2 separate regions of the Homo sapiens genome follow, and region 2 is linked to region 1. Evidence: read pairs that join two places in POLR2A ChIA-PET (ENCODE). Cell type or tissue: MCF 10A. All regions are shown on one strand.

Region 1 (8,000 bases):
CTGCACACCCAATGTCCCTTTAGCCCTGGGCCTAATGAGGTTCCATCTCCCCTTGACTTATTCCTGGCTCTCTCTAAAAGTGGGGAAATACCAGGTAGTAAATGAAGGCAAGGGGATGAAAAGTACTATTGACAGATATTTAAGAGGTAAAAATTATATGATTTGGCAATGTATTGGTAATAGGGGTTGAGGAGGACTTGAGGGACTGAAGAAGTTTCCCAGATAAGGGAGTTGGATGACTGGATCTAAGAGGGTGTCCTTTACTTAATTGTAGACTACAATTAAGAAGGAGGGCTGAGGGGTGCACGTGAGGGAAGGTGATAATGATGTAATGATTAGGACATGTTACGTCTGCTGTGCCCAAAGGATACCTCTGTGTAGGTAGGCAGTATGCGACCCTCACCTTCCCCCGTGTACATTCCTAAACCTTCCTTCTTTCTTGTACTGAGGATTGTGGAAGTTGGAATGAAAAACAAAGGACTGATATTTCCAGTAGGATCAAAGCATTCAACAAAGTAATTGAGAATCTATCATAAAATGCTAATAGCCCATGAGAGATAAAACTTTCCTTTGAGAACTAATTACCAGTGAATTATTCATCAAGGGTAAGGTTACCCCCCGCCACCTGCCACTAGGGATCCTTCAAAACTGCCTGTGTAAGGAGTTTTCCACCTGGATAGTCACTTTGATAACTTCTGCAGGACAAAACTAGCTTTTGCAACAGGAAAACAATAAACCACATCAGAGCTTGTCTTGATTACATTGCTCATCAATGCTCAGCAGGCTAGAGGAGTAAAAAGCATAAGTGCTTTGGTGCTTTGACCCCCCCAAACAGCACTCCAAGTGTTGAGGGATCTCAGACCTTATCTGGGATTTTTGTTGAAGAAACAGAGGAAGAGCCACAGAAAGCTCTGCCAACAGACTTGGGGTGTGGGGAGAAAAATACTGCCTTTAGACATATACAGTCATGCACTGCATAATGTTTCAATCAATGAGGGACCACATGTACAACAGTGGCCCTGCAAGATTATAATGGAGTGGGAAAATGTCTTATCATCTGGTGACAGTGGTACAGTAGCACAACACCTTACCTTTTCTGTGTTGAGATGTTTAGATACACAAATATTTACCATTATATTACAGTTGCCTACAGTATTCAGTACAGTAGCGTGCTATATAGGCTTGTAGCCTAGGAATAGGCTATGCCATTCTTATGGTTATGCCATATAGACTGGGTGTGTAACAGACTATGCCACCTAGGTTTGTGTAAGTGGACTCTATGATGTTTGCATAATGACAAAATTACCTAACAATGCATTTCTCAGAACATAGCCCTAGCCTCAAGCAATGCCCGACTGTATATGAAACTTTCCTCTTGTGAATTGATGGGTTGCCAAGCCTTTTATAAAGCTAACTTTAATATTAACATTGAAGATACAGTGAATCCATATACCCATGTTAAAGTTCTGGAGTTTGTTTCTTTTTTGTTTGTTTGTTTTTTTGATATGGTCTCACTCTATTGCCTAGGCTGGAATGCATTGATGGAATCATAGCTCACTGCAGCCTTGAATTCTTAGGCTCAAGTGATCCTCCTGCCTCAGTCTCCAGAGTAGGTAAGACTATAGGCCCAAGACACCATGCCTGGATAATTGAAAAAAATTTTTTAGAGAAGGGGTTTTGCTATGTTGTCTAGGCTGGTCTCAAACTCCTGGGCTCAAATGATCCTTCCACCTTGGCCTCCCAAAGCGCTGGGATTCCAGGCATGAGCCACTGTGCCAGGCCAAAGTTCTGAAAATTCTTATGTCAGTCTTGTAAATATAATACTAATACCGTAGGAATCAAGCTCTGGAAATTACCATTAAGAGAATGACCTTTTAAATAGAGCTTCTTTTGTTTTCCATTTGAACAGCACAGCAAGTGAATTTTGATAATCTTCTTTAGGAATATTTGTAACTCAGAAATTCTTAGTTCTTGTCATTATACAAAATAGACACTTGCACATATATTTTATAGCAGTGCAGTTCACAATTGCAAAGATGTGGAACCAACCTAAGTGCCTATCAACTAATGAGTGAATAAAGAAAATGTGGTATAGATACACCATGGAATACTATTCAGCCATTAAAAAGCATGAAATAATGTCTTTTCCAGCAACTTATATGGAGCTGGAGGCCATTATTCTTTTTTTTTTGGGACGGAGTCTCGCTCTGTCGCCCAGGCTAGAGTGCAGTGGCGCGATCTCGGCTCACTGCAAGCTCCGCCTCCCGGGTTCACGCCATTCTCCTGCCTCAGCCTCCCGAGTAGCTGGGACTACAGGCGCCCACCACCACACCCAGCTAATTTTTTGTATTTTTAGTAGAGACAGGGTTTCACCATGTTAGCCAGGATGGTCTCGATCTCCTGACCTTGTGATCCACCCACCTCGGCCTCCCCAAGTGCTAGGATTACAGGCATAAGCCACCGCGCCCAGCCGCTGGAGGCCATTATTCTAAGTGAAATAACAGGGGTGGAAAACTGAAAACCGTATGTTCTCACTTATAAGTGGGAGTTAAGCTATGGGTACACAAAGGTATACAGAGTGACATAATGGACTTTAGAAACTCAAAGGGAGAAGGTGAGGGGGGCAGGGCTAGGGATAAAAAACTGCACATTAGGTAAATGTACACTACTTGCATGATGGGTGCACTAAAATATCAAAATTCATCACTATATAATTCATTCGTGTAATAAAAAATCTACTTGTACCTAAAAAGCTGTTGAAATTTTAAAAAATTTAAAAAGAAATTCTTGGTTTTTGAGGATAGTCATAAATTCAAATGAGACTAAAATAACCATACTAAGATGAAGCAGGAGGATCACTTGACCCCAGGAGCTCAAGACCAGCCTGGGCAATGTAGCAAGATCCCATCTCTACAAAAAAATTTTAAAATCTGGGTGTGGTGGCATGCACTTGTAGTCCTAGTTACTTGGAAGGCTGAGGCACGAGGATGGCTTGAGTCCAGGTTTCAAGTTACAATGATCTATGATTACACCACTATACTCCAGCCTGGGCAAGAGAACAAGACATTGTCTTTAAAGTCAATACATAAATAAATAAAAGAACTATACTAGTCATAACATCACTATCTGTATCTCAGAAATAAATGCTTCAAACAACCATTTAGAATTTATTGAGCACTAACATAAATCTCCAGTCAGAGTTGAGTGCTATAAAATAATGTTTTTGGCCAGGCGTGGTGGCTCACGCCTGTAATCCCAGCACTTTGGGAGGCCGAGTCAGGCAGATCACGAGGTCAGGAGATGGAGACCAACCTGGCTAACACAGTGAAACCCCGTCTCTACTAAAAATACAAAAAATTAGCTGGGTGTGGTGGTGGTGACCTGTAGTCCCAGCTACTCGGGAGGCTGAGGCAGGAGAATGGCATGAACCCATGAGGCAGAGCTTGCAGTGAGCCGAGATCACGCCACTGCACTCCAGCCTGGGTGACAGAGCGAGATTCTGTCTTAAAAAAAAAAAAAAAAAAAAAAGGTTTTTACTAGTGTTCTTTGCGATTCTCCTGAGAGAAGCAATGACATTGCCCCCATCAAGTGGAAAATTAAAAATGGTCTGGCAAGTAGCTCTGAGCCCCTGCAGACACAGCCAGTTAATTGGAATGTTGTCACTGAATTTCTAGTCCATCAGTGACCCAACAGCCAAAATGGGCCTGCTCATGTGTATTTCTGTGAGCATTTTAGGATCTGTGACTACAGAGTAATCATAACTCTGAAAAAGGAAAAGGGCAGTCAGGAGTGGATGGAGAGATTTAATATCTTAATTGTGGCCCTAATGAATACGCAGTTCTCAGTTGAGCAGCCTCGACTTGAGACTGACACCTTGTTTAATACAGGAAGTAGAGTGCGGCTTTATTAAAGTCTTTAAATGTTGTGGCTGGAGCTCATATTTCTTTTTCACCCTATGCCTATATAATCATGTTGTTCCACTTCCTACATAGCCGCTGGCTCTTCCTGTTGTCCCGCAGCAAGAAGCCAGTGCAAGTTTAGAGTAAGGAAATGACATAATTAAAATGGTATTCGATGCGAAGCCTAAAATTCAAAGCCCCATCTTTCCCCTTTCCTCAAATCTGGCCCCAGCACCCTAGATCTTATCTCCTACTCCTCCCTCCCCAGCTCAGGCGGCTGTATTACTCACTCTTTCCCAAATCTGCCTTGGCTTTACTGTCCTCCTACATTGCTCATGGTCTTTCCTCTGCCTAGAAGGCCCCTCAACCTTTTTTTTTTCAATATGAAACTCACATATGTTGTCTTCCCTGTTGGACTCATAGGACACAAATACCCCTTCACCTGAACTCTTCTGTATCATTGTTTTTTAGTATATATTACATTATCATATTACAGTTATATGCTAGGCAGTATAAAACAGAGTAGGTGCTTCGTAAATTTGCCTTTAACATTCCTCATGTTCTGAATCCTGGCCCCTGCTCTCAGTTGTCAGAATTCTCCCGTGTGCTGAAGTCTGTGTATATCTGACACATCAATTTGGACATCTATCCAAATTGGGTAGATGCCCAAGGTGGCATTCTCCCTCTCTCTCTCGCTCTCTCTCTCTCCATATATATGTAAAATATATATTATATATACAATTATGTTATATGTAAAGATCATATATAATACACATATATTATATATACATAAATTAATATTATACATAGGATTATATATTATAATAATCCTTATGTATAATTATCTTTATACATAATATAATTATCTTTATGTATAACATTAAGGACAAATTGAAATCAAGGTATGGTATAACTGGAGGGATGATGAAAGTCAGATGAAAGGAAAAACAAAGAAAACCAACAGAGAGAAGAGAAGCTGAGTTCTCTTCAGTATCGAGGAATACTGCTGTTAAGGTGTTGGTTTCTTTTTTCCATGATAAGCAGATAAGATACAGAGAAACTCCTTGTTTTAAGCCCACTACGCAGGCAAAGTAGACCAATTCAGGGTCCTCAAGTGATAAGAAAAGTGAGCCAGATAACACAGCTGGGATAGGTTAATCTAAAAGACACACACACACACACACACACACACACATACACACACACCATCCTTTTCCTGCCTGATTACAATACAGACTCACAGAAAAGATTGGGGGTAGGGCAGAAGGAGAACGTTTAATGCAGAAATTAATCAGATGTTCCAAATAGATTTACATTTTTCTCATAATTAGAGAACCTACCTTGTAATTGTTTAAAGATAAACCAGCACATGGGGATAATCATTAAACTTGAGGAGACAAAAATTAGGTGTTTCCCTTTTTATGCCCCTAGGAGGTTAAAAAGTTATTTTCACTTTAGTTTTGGTTAACATTCTGGTATTAATTTGATTAATATGTTATTTATACTTTATCTATTTAAATATATATTAGAGAATGTATAGTAAAAACCAAATATTCAATAAGGTTATTGGAATAAAAATACATCAACATTTTAAAAAGGAGAGGAAAGCAAAGTCTTTATTACCGTTACACAAAAATTTAATGGTAAGCTTGACTCTGGGCTTCCTGGCAACAAGGATACAAAGAGAAACAGTGGGTTACATAGTTTCCCTTAACAACAGTTGCAGATCCAATGTGAAAATAGATGAAGATGACTTTTCTAAGAAATGAAAGTACATTCATTTTTTAGAGAGACAATTTATCTAAGTACTAAAAAGAGTGTGTAAATTGGAACTGAACTTATATAGGACAGTCAGTGTATAACTCAATGGTCAACATCATTATCAATAGTTCCAGAAAGGCAAACGTGGTTGGAAACTACTCTGCTGGGTGTTCTTTTTGTGCTGTCTGTCCTCTGTGCAAGGAATGGTACCTACATTAACACACTGGCTCATAAAATGTGAGTTCAGCCAGGTGCGGTGGCTCACACCTGTAATCCCAGCACTTTGGAAGGCCGAGGTGGGTGGATCAACTGAGGTCAAGAGTTCAAGACCAGCCTGACCAACATGGTGAAATCCCATCTCTTCTAAAAATACAAAATTAGCTAGGCATGGTGGTGCATGCCTGTAATCCCAGCTACTCCAGAGGCTGAAGCAGGAGAATCGCTTAAACCCAGTAGGCAGAGGTTGTGAGCCAAGATCGTGCCATTGCACTCCAGCCTGAGCAACAAGAGCAAGACTCCATCTCCAAAAAAAAAAAAATAGTTCTTACTTTTCAGAATAGAAGTTTGCTTCTCAGTGAAGATAAATAATGCACTCAAATTACTTGGCTATTGTATTAGTCCGTTCTCACACTCCTATAAAGAAATACCTGAGACTGGGTAACTTATAAAGGAAAGAGGTTTAATTGACTCACAGTTTCACATTGCTGGGGAGGCCTCAGGAAGCTTACAATCATGGCAAAAGGCAAAGGAGAAGCAGACACTTTCTTCACAGGGCAGCAGGACAGAATGAATGCAAGAAGGGGAAATGCCAGACACTTACAAAACCATCAGATCTCATGAGAACTCACTATCATGAGAACAGCATGGGGGAAACTGCCCCCAAGATCCAATTACCTCCACCTGGTCCCACCCTTGACACTTGGGGATTATGAGAATTACAATTCCAGGTGAGATTTGGTTTGGGACACAGAGCCAAACCATATTAGCTAGCAAAGGGGCTGAATCAGGGCTTAAAACCCAGTTCTGCCTTACTTCACAGTCAATGATTTTTCCACTGCACTTTGCAAGTAGAAACTTCTTGATTCATTAAATCATCATAATATTAAAGCGAACTTCAGCACAAACAATTGTTCCATGAGTTAAACTGCAGTAAGATTGAAATGAGTTAATAGCTACAAAGATTTGTTAGGCTATCATTGCAGAGAAAGGAGCAAATATACAGATTCAGGACATAAAAAGTTAATCAAATCCAACCGATCTTTTCTAATAAAAGAGAACAATAGCAAAAATAATTACAAATGGAATAACATAAATAATTCATAATATCACTGTATGTGTTTCAAAGTGAGCAGGTATGTACAAACCTACTCCCAAAGACCACAGAAGCTGAAAAGCCAAAGAAAGAGGCTGACAAGTCCAGTTTCTCAGAAAGAAACATTTAATAGAGACTTATGAACAGAAGCCATGTCCCCAGTGGCTGTGAAAAAAGATGGTGCATCTCCACGCTGTCACTCCCAGAGTCAAGACACATAAACTAAAGGAAAAGAATGTGTAGGAGAATTGAAGTCGACCCCTTGGGGAGAGGCAAGAATGCTCTGTGAATCTGCCCATGGGCAGGATTTATGGTCAAGGTTGTTTTGACCCAGGGGCAGGATTTAAGGTATCAGTAGATAAAGTACAAATCTTAGAGTAATTCCCAGAACTCGGGTTAATCAGAAGTCAACAGGTAATCTTCCATGGAATTAGGGTAAAAAGAAAAAAAAAAGTCAGCATGGCAGATTAGCATCCAAGATAGAGTTGCTTTAGCCTCAACACTGTGCAACACTTTAAGGTTCCCCACCTGAGAGGGTGAAGGACACAGGAAAGTAAGATCAGGGACTGTAACCACTACAGATCCTGGAGAGGCAAACAAGAAAGGTCTGCTGTTTAGTTTACAACACAATATCTCTAGTGATAAGGAATGGCAGAGCGCAGGCAGGACTCTGGTCTGTGATTAAACAGAAAACTTTATTATAAAGAACCCAGGAAATAGAAAAGGTAGAAAGACTCTCTCTTTCTTCCTTCCTTCCTTCCTTTCTTTCTTTCTCTCTCTCCCCCTCCCGCGCTTCCCTCTTTTTCCTTCCTTCCTTCCTCCCTTCTTTGCTTCCTTCCTTCTTTTCTTTCCTTTCTTTCTTCTTTCTTTCCATCACCATTACTAAAAGAAAGTCTGGTAATATAATAATAACAATAACAGTTGCACTTTATTGAGTGCTTTCTATAGATGTTGAGGTCTGCATTTGTCTTTTTTTTTTTTTTTTTTTTTTTTGGCGACAAGGTCTCACTCTGCCACCCAGGCTGGAG
Region 2 (8,000 bases), 250 kb after region 1:
TACTTAAGGCTTGTGACTTACACTGAAATGGAAGATGTACTCATAGCCATTTCATTATTTATAATGTGAATTTAAGACCGGCTTGGAATATATTGTATGGGTGGGAGATATGCCTGATTCTTGTGTTTTTGTTTTCTGTTGTTGTTGTATTTTGTTGTTTTATAAGCTCCAGAAGAAATATAGAAACCAGTGTTTTACTTTAAACTCTGCTCATTGGATCTTGAAGAGGTTTCTTAATGTTTCAACTTACTTAAACACTGATTTATATTTTATTTATATCCTGATACCTGTTGATTTGAATTCTTTTTCTTTTCATTTGTTTGCTAAAAATAATTATACTTCATCTGGTGTGTCTGATATATTACTATGATGATAAAATAATAAATAATGTATTTGAAAGAGTTTTAAAAAACTTTGAAGAACCATGTGTCCATAAGCTGTCATTATTTTAACTTATTGTATTTATTTATTTTTTTTTTTGAGAGAAAGTCTTACTCTGTCACCCAGGCTAGAGTGCAGTGGCACGACTTTGGCTCGCTGCAACCTCTGCCTCCCAAGTTCAAGGAATTCTCATGCCTCAGCCTCCGAAATAGCTGGAATTATAGGCATGTGCCACCACGCCCAGCTAATTTTTGTATTTTTAGTAGAGACGGGGTTTTGCCATGTTGTCCGGGTTGGTCTTGAACTCCTGACCTCAAGTGATCTGCCTGCCTTGGCCTCCCAAATTGCTGGGATTAGAGGCATGAGCCACCATGCTTGGCCCAATTTTAACTTGTTTTAGAAATGACTGTTTATTTTATTAGTGTTGTATGTGTGTATAAAACAAAAAATGTATAGAATGCTAACTATATATGACTACATCTATTCCATATATTATTTCATGTTGTTGCTTATTTTGATTGAAAAATGATATATGTTCAGTTACCCATAAAACCCATCTGTAATATTAATATTTGGTCATATTTTCTTCTAGTCTTTTGTTTAGTTGCATTTCTAAAATAATTTGAGATTAGATTTCTTTATAGTCTTGTGGACTACCTTTAGGATTTTGATATTATGTTTAGATCATTTTGCCAAGTCATTAAAAATTATTTGTGAACATTATTATTTTTATGATTTGCATGATACAGTCTTCCACATCATTTAAAGTTCTTTAGGTAGTTACCAATTTTTTAATGATTATTAGTATTCGTTAAAGTTTTTACATCCTCCAGTGGACAATCATTTCAATTCAAAATGGGAAAGAAGAAAATTGTTTTTATTTATATGTGGGGGTGATGGTAGAGAGGGGCTCGACTGAGGCTGGGATACTCCCGAGCATGATCCAGCCTTCATGCGGCATGGGTTGAGTCCAGCTCCCAGTTACAAACCCAGTCATAGAATGAGAAGAAGAAGGGGTAACTCCCCAGTCTCTCCAGAGGGAGTTCTCAGGAATTTTCCTCAGAAACTACATTTTCCATTTACCGCTTGTTTCCCCTTCTCCCAACCCCTTAATTTCCTGTCTTAGAGTTTTGTAATTCCTGAAGGAATAGGAAAACTTTGATGACATCAGCCAACCTCCAGCACATAAGTTTCCTGGCCAGGCACCATATCTACGTATTTACTTAGGGCATTGTTCAGGTGTGTTGGATGACTGTTTGAGGATATAAGCTGGTGTTAAGGTAGGAAAAAGCTAATGAAGTGTGCTGCACCTCCTCCGTCATGCTGAGGACAATAGTTTTGGTGTGAGCATTGCCATACTTCCTATTCATATCAATTCCAACACATGGATGTTGAAAATGAGGTTGAGTAGCACAATCTTGTCCTGACATAACTAGTTGGTGCTATCCTAGAAGTTGATATTTGGATCCTGTTGGCATCTGGGGCCTATCATAAAGGATGATTCAAGAGATCTAGATGGTTTAATATTCAGGATTCTAAAGCGCAAGACCCAGGATCTGTCTTCCATTCTCAAAAAGTCATCTAACCTCTTCACCTCACAAAGAGCAGTCTGCAAGAGGAAGGTATTTCACTTCCTTCCACAGTTTTTCTGGAGATGTAAAAGGTTATGGGATAATATTCAGGGAAGAATTTTTTTAACACTTGTAGTGCAAACTTTATTTTTAATTTAACTGTAAATTTGTGTTCGAACATGTCAATGCTGTAAGAGAGATTTTTTCAAACTACTTTTTAAATCAAGGAAATACTTGTATTTTACTTGGCATCTCAGCTCTTAGGTATTTGATCCTGTGGGGAGAGTCATGTTAGACGTGGGGGTGGGGGGAGATACAGTAGGTTAAAAGGGGTGGGGCAGGGGCTCCCTTCTGTGACAGTCCCAGCCTCACCTAGAGCAGTTCCGTAGGCATTTTTTGGGGATGATCTTCAATAATCAGCCACTTCCTAATTGCCAAGCCCATTAATATGAATCAGATATTTGTGGAACTTTCAAGTACTGCATGGGAAATGTTGTCTGGGGATAAAAACACTGTTGGGAGAGTCAAGGGCTGTGCCTGTGGCTGTCTGGATTTACTGGGTGACTAAGGTTCCTCAGGAACTATATTTGCCATTCATTGCCTGCTTACCCTTCTCTAGACCCCTTAATCTCCTGTCTCAAGGCTCTGTAGTCTTCAGACTGAAGCTTGGAGGCGGAAGTGTTAACTTTTGTTCTTCAGTAGGCAGGTCTTTGCAAAACTACCCAGAAAGGCTGAGGAAGCTGAGAGGCTAAAGAAAAACTGACAAATCCAGTTACTCAGAAAGAAACATTTAACAGGGTTTTAGGAACAGAAGCCATGCGTTGGGCAGCAGTGAGAGGAGATGGTGCATTCCTGCACCATTACCCCAAAGGCCCAGGGCTTAAATACCACAGAAAAAGGGTATGCATGCTTCAGAAGGGATGTGTTTTATAATTGCATAAGGGCAAGATTTATGGCATGTAGATAACGTTAAGGTTGTTTAGACCTGAGGGTGAGATTTATGGTAAGTATGTGCTCTTATACATGCAACAGTAGATGAAATAGAAATCTTAGAGGCATTTCCAGAGCTGGGATTAATCAGAAGTTAATACAGTGAAATAATAACTAAGACGGAATTTCTTTAGCCTTCAAAACTGTGCAGTTGGGGTGGACATAAAATGGGACAGTGAAAGCATCTCAGAACAGAAAGTTGGGGAGGGGACACCTGGGTACCCAGGGCAGGGTGTCCAGTGGGGAGTTATATTTTTTCACTCGAATTAAGAATTGTCAGCATGTGGTGATAATAAAAGCAGACCAACTTGTAGTAGGTTTTATTATTGCTGCTCATTCTCTACAGACTGTGCAGCCTTCATTGCCTGTACATGGGTTGGGCTTGCCCACTACTCTTCCCTTGTATGCCATTGAAGAATGACAAATTCAGGATCATGGCTTAGCTTAAAGCACTGAGTAGGGGCTTTGTATGTGCTAGGGAAAAGAGGCTACCTGTCCACCAGACTCACAATCGACATGGAAATTTTTTTAATGTCCATTTTTATGAGTGGAACCCAGGGAATTCTGTTATTTGAGACTCTTTAGGGAAAAGGTATTAATGGATTCTTTCCTTCCTCATAAGGAATTATAAATTTCTTGATTTGAAAGGTACAGAAACAAAAGCCTTCATCTTTTTCTCAAAGTCATTTTCTTTCTGGATAATTTGGAGGATCAGTTGAGTGTTCTCAAGGGTTCTCCTTTCTTCAATAATTCACCCTAGTCATGGAGAGGTGAGACCCTGAATAACACTTTACTAATGAAGTTTTGGTTGGGGCAAAATATTTTAAATATTTCAAAAACAAAACTGTGACAAGTAGGTGGATGCTTAGAAACATGATTTAAATTGATAACATCCTGGAGACCCTCATGTGATATCCCCCAACATTATACCCCAGATTCTTGCCTGACCCTAATCTCTTAATTTATACACCTTTTATGAGTAGGAACGCTGTGGTACTGAGATATAAGCAACGACTTCCTAAGTGACGTTGTGTTGAGTGGATTTGTTTGCCTTTCAGTTGTGAATAAGAGCTACATTTTATGATGTCATGTGGTTCTGGCAGACTGACAGTTTTCACAGGGTAATGCTCCCTGGTGTAGGGTGACTCATGGGAAAATCCTAGGCAGACAGCATTAACAAGCTATAAGCTGCCAAGGTCCTTTGGGGCAGGAACATGAGAGCAGTGCTAGACCCAGTACCTTGAAATTTCTTTCCATTTTCACCTGTTTATCTTTTCTTCAAATCGCTGATGTTTCTCTACCAAGATGGACACCCTTACCTGTGGTCTCCATATAATATCTTTCAGCTTCCTCTGACCCAGAGATCTTCAGATATCTCCTCCTCTCTCTAAGCATCCTCAGGTTCTTCTTAATTTATGCCTAGTGTTCCATTATTGGAATGCTAATCATGTAGAAGTTATTTATATCTTACTGCTCAAGGTCATCACCAAAGTCTGAATGCAAAAATTCGAAAAGTTCAACCTCAGGTATAAATGGGTTAACTCTTCAAATGCACTAGCATCCTCTCTCCTTCAAAGCAATCTTCCATCAGGATTCTTGCTACTTCATTTAGATATGTGTTTTTCTCTCCCTTCTTTCACTGGCACACTTCCAGAAAGAAAGGTCTGCATTTGAATCTTGCCTCCTGCAGACTCCCAAACCTCTTGTATCTATTGGTTCCCAATTTTTCTTCCCAAGATTACTAGCAATTGTCTGATCGTGGAAGCCAACATTTCTCTGTCTCCTGCCTTATTGTCAGCTTTTAGCTCTGCCAACTTCATTATACTCTTCTGAGTCTATAGAACTCCTGGACTTTAGGTTGATTTTGCTATTTTTGCTCTTGGCATCTGCATTGTGGGTTCATGAGGCTTCTCTTCAGCTTCGTGACTTTTCACATTCTTCATTCTTTTTCTTGGAGAGCTCATTCACTCCCAGGACAGCAGCCATGCCTCCAAGAAGGTGACTCCTAGATCTACATCTGTACAATTTTCCTGAGTTTTGGAAGTACTCTTGGCTAGAGATATTTATCTAAAAATAACTGTCATCATCTCAATTATTATACATGTGAAACTACCATTTGTTTGTATGCTATTTTAGTCTGCTTGGGCTACTATAACAGAATATCATAAACTAGGTAGCTTATACATAACAGAAATTTATTGCTTACAGTTCTGGAGGCTGGGAACTCCAAGATCAAAGTGTCAGCACACATTTGCTGTCTGGTGAGGGCACACTTTTTATTTCGTAGATCATGCCTTCTAGCTATATCTTCTATGGTATAAGGGGAAAGGCAGCTTTCTGGGCCTCTTTTATAAGGGCACTAATACCATTCAAAAGTGCTCTCCCCTCATGATCTAATCACCTCCCAAAGGCCCCACCCTCTAAGACCATCTGATATTGTTTGGATTTGTGTCCCTGCCCAAATCTCATGTTGAATGATAAGAGGGGCCTGGTGGGAGGTGATTGGATCATGGGGGTAGATTTCCCCTTTGCTATTCTCATGATAGTGTGTGAATTCTCATGAGATCTGATGGTTTAAAAGTGTGTGGCTCTTTGTTGTTTGCTCTTTCTCTCTCTCTCCTGCTCCCCCATGGTAAGACATGCTTGTTTCCCCTGAGCCTTCTGCTATAATTGTAAGTTTCCTGAGGGCTCCCATCCTTGCTTCCTGTTAAGCCCGCAGAACTGTAAGACAATTAAACCTCTTTTCTTCATAAATTGCCCAGTCTCAGGTAGTTCTTTATAGCAGTGTGAGAATGGACTAATACACGCTCACATTGGTGGTTAGATTTCAACATATGCATTTTTCGGGGAGACACAAACATTCAGACCATAACATATCCTTCATCCCAATTTGTTCATCTTTTCCCCATTCACTCACCCTTTATATAAGACCAAGTTTATTTTAGTTCTGCTACTATCCAATTGTGTAACTTTAGGCAAACTTGTCAAGCCTCTGGGCCTGTTTTCCCATTTATAAAATGTAAAGGATTTCGGAATCTGAGTCTATAAATATACCTTGACCCTAATACATGCTAATTCATTGACCTGAACAAATTATGCATTTTCTCTAAGCCTCAGTGTCTTCATTTAAAAATGAAAACAACAATATTTAACTCATTGGGTTAATGTGAGGATTATGTGAGGAAAATATATTCATAAGGTGCATAGTAGAATGTTTGCACGTCATACTTAATACAGTAGCTATTATTCTTCCTGTTCCTGGGCTTGATATCTTGGAAACCTTTTTGATTTCTTCTTTCTCATATCTAGATAATGGCCAAATCTTACCAGTTATTCCTTGGTAGTGTCTTGATAGCAACTTTCCCACTTACTACAAGGCACCATGCAGGATACTTTATGCATGTTGGTTTTCATCTTTACTATCACCTACATTGTAGGTGTTGATATTTCTGTTGGAGAAGTAGCTTCAGAGATTTAAGTGACTTGCTCAAGGTCACCTGGCTAACAAATAGCCAACAGGAGTTCAGACTGAGTCTGGCTGCCTTTAAAGCCAGCTCTGTTTCTACTATCCTGGGCTTTCTCATTAATTTTTTCTTTTTGTTCCTTCTGCTGTCAGTCAAATCAGTCTGTTCCAAACTTGTGCCTGTTGGCCTCTCTGCCTCATCTCTCCTCGTTTCATTTATCCCATCCATGACCACCCGATTAACCTCCATTAAACACCAGCCTCTACTTTCTTCGTGGGCGATGTTTAACAACACTCCATTACCCCTTGAAGGTATCTGGCGTTTAAGGGCTCTCTCTCTAGCTTAATTTCTTATATTCTAGCCAAAGAACTGTTTTCATGTTCCTTCAACATACAACACATGTTTTTGTGATTTTTAAAAATATGTTTTTTCTACACGAATAAGTATAGCCCAGATTATCTCATTAGTGACATAAAAACTCTCCTGACTGAGTAAGCCTGTCGTTGTTACTATTGTTATTATTTTGACACACACAACTATTTAGATAGGTCTTGGTACAGATTCATGATTTGAATGATACACATTAAATATGTGTCAGAGCTATTATGGGAGGCCTGTTTTCACACTTGGCATCTCTTCTCAGTGTCCTTGAGTTTAGCAGTTATTTGAACCTTGTATCTATCCTCTTGGCATCCCCTATTGTTTTCTGAGGCATTGATATCTATTATGGAAATCTACATGGTGGGTATAGAGCTCAAAGATACCCATTGAAATATTATTTATAGAAGTAGAAAGCTAAAAATGATAAATGTCATATTTAAGAAAATAGGTGAGCCTATTATGAACATTATGAAGCCATTGAAATAATCTTTGCAAGGAATTTTAAGCACATGGGAAATGGCTTTTGATATGTTTACAACAGAACAATCAGGATAAGTAAGCAATAATGGCAGCAAACAACAAAAAGCAGGATATAAATTACCTATTTGTTAGGACCTTAAATATATAATATCAAGTATAGGAGGAAAAAACCCTCTTGATTGCAAGATTATTCGTATTTTTTTCTTTGCTTTGTTACAATTTCCTGCACTTTGCAAAATTTTTTGCTATGAAGGCGTAACTTTTTTTTTAAATCATACAACATAATGTCATGACTTATAACAATTAAGGACGCAGGGATAATTCCCTACGTTTGGGGGTCCCCAAGATTACTCCTAGATTCAACAATTTGCTAGGAGGATACACAGGACTCAGCATGCAGTCCTACTGATCACTATGATCTATTACAGCAAAAGGATACATTACATCAAATGATTAATTACAGCAAAATCCAGAGAAAACCAGGAGCAAGCTTTCAAGTGTCCTCTCTCAGTGGAGTTGCACCAGACTTGTTTAATTCCTCCAGCGATAGGCTGTGACAACACATGTGAGATCTCATCTACTAGGGAAGCTTATTGGAGATTCAGTACCCGGGGTTTTCACTGGGGCTTGGTCATATACGTAGCCTCTGCCTACTATGCACTAAAAATCCAGACTCCCAGAAGGAAAGGAGATGTTAGCCACATTGTACAAACAGTTGAGGCACAGTGAGCCC

The links. ChIA-PET counts read pairs that join two places held together with the same protein. Peaks named below come from ENCODE experiments on the same cell type or tissue, not always from the same donor. Only the 100,000 strongest peaks of a DNase experiment are listed, where the experiment ranks them.
Region 2: POLR2A ChIA-PET joins it to region 1 with 5 read pairs; 2 of 35 experiments call an interaction of 5 or more read pairs at or near these places.

What each region holds. Positions count from the first base shown.
Region 1 is chr3:111,847,689-111,855,688 of GRCh38, forward strand. The region is part of intron 1 of LOC105374040 (a long non-coding RNA gene); the gene reads right to left. It also overlaps a transcript of PHLDB2 not described here. Among named protein-coding and RNA genes, the nearest start is that of PHLDB2, 7.6 kb to the right of the region's middle. In MCF 10A, no CTCF peak of the experiment used is centred here; DNase peaks (open chromatin) are centred at 1,323, 3,013 and 4,033.
Region 2 is chr3:112,093,533-112,101,532 of GRCh38, forward strand. The region is part of intron 2 of C3orf52 (chromosome 3 open reading frame 52); the gene reads left to right. Among named protein-coding and RNA genes, the nearest start is that of C3orf52, 11 kb to the left of the region's middle. In MCF 10A, no CTCF peak of the experiment used is centred here; a DNase peak (open chromatin) is centred at 4,059.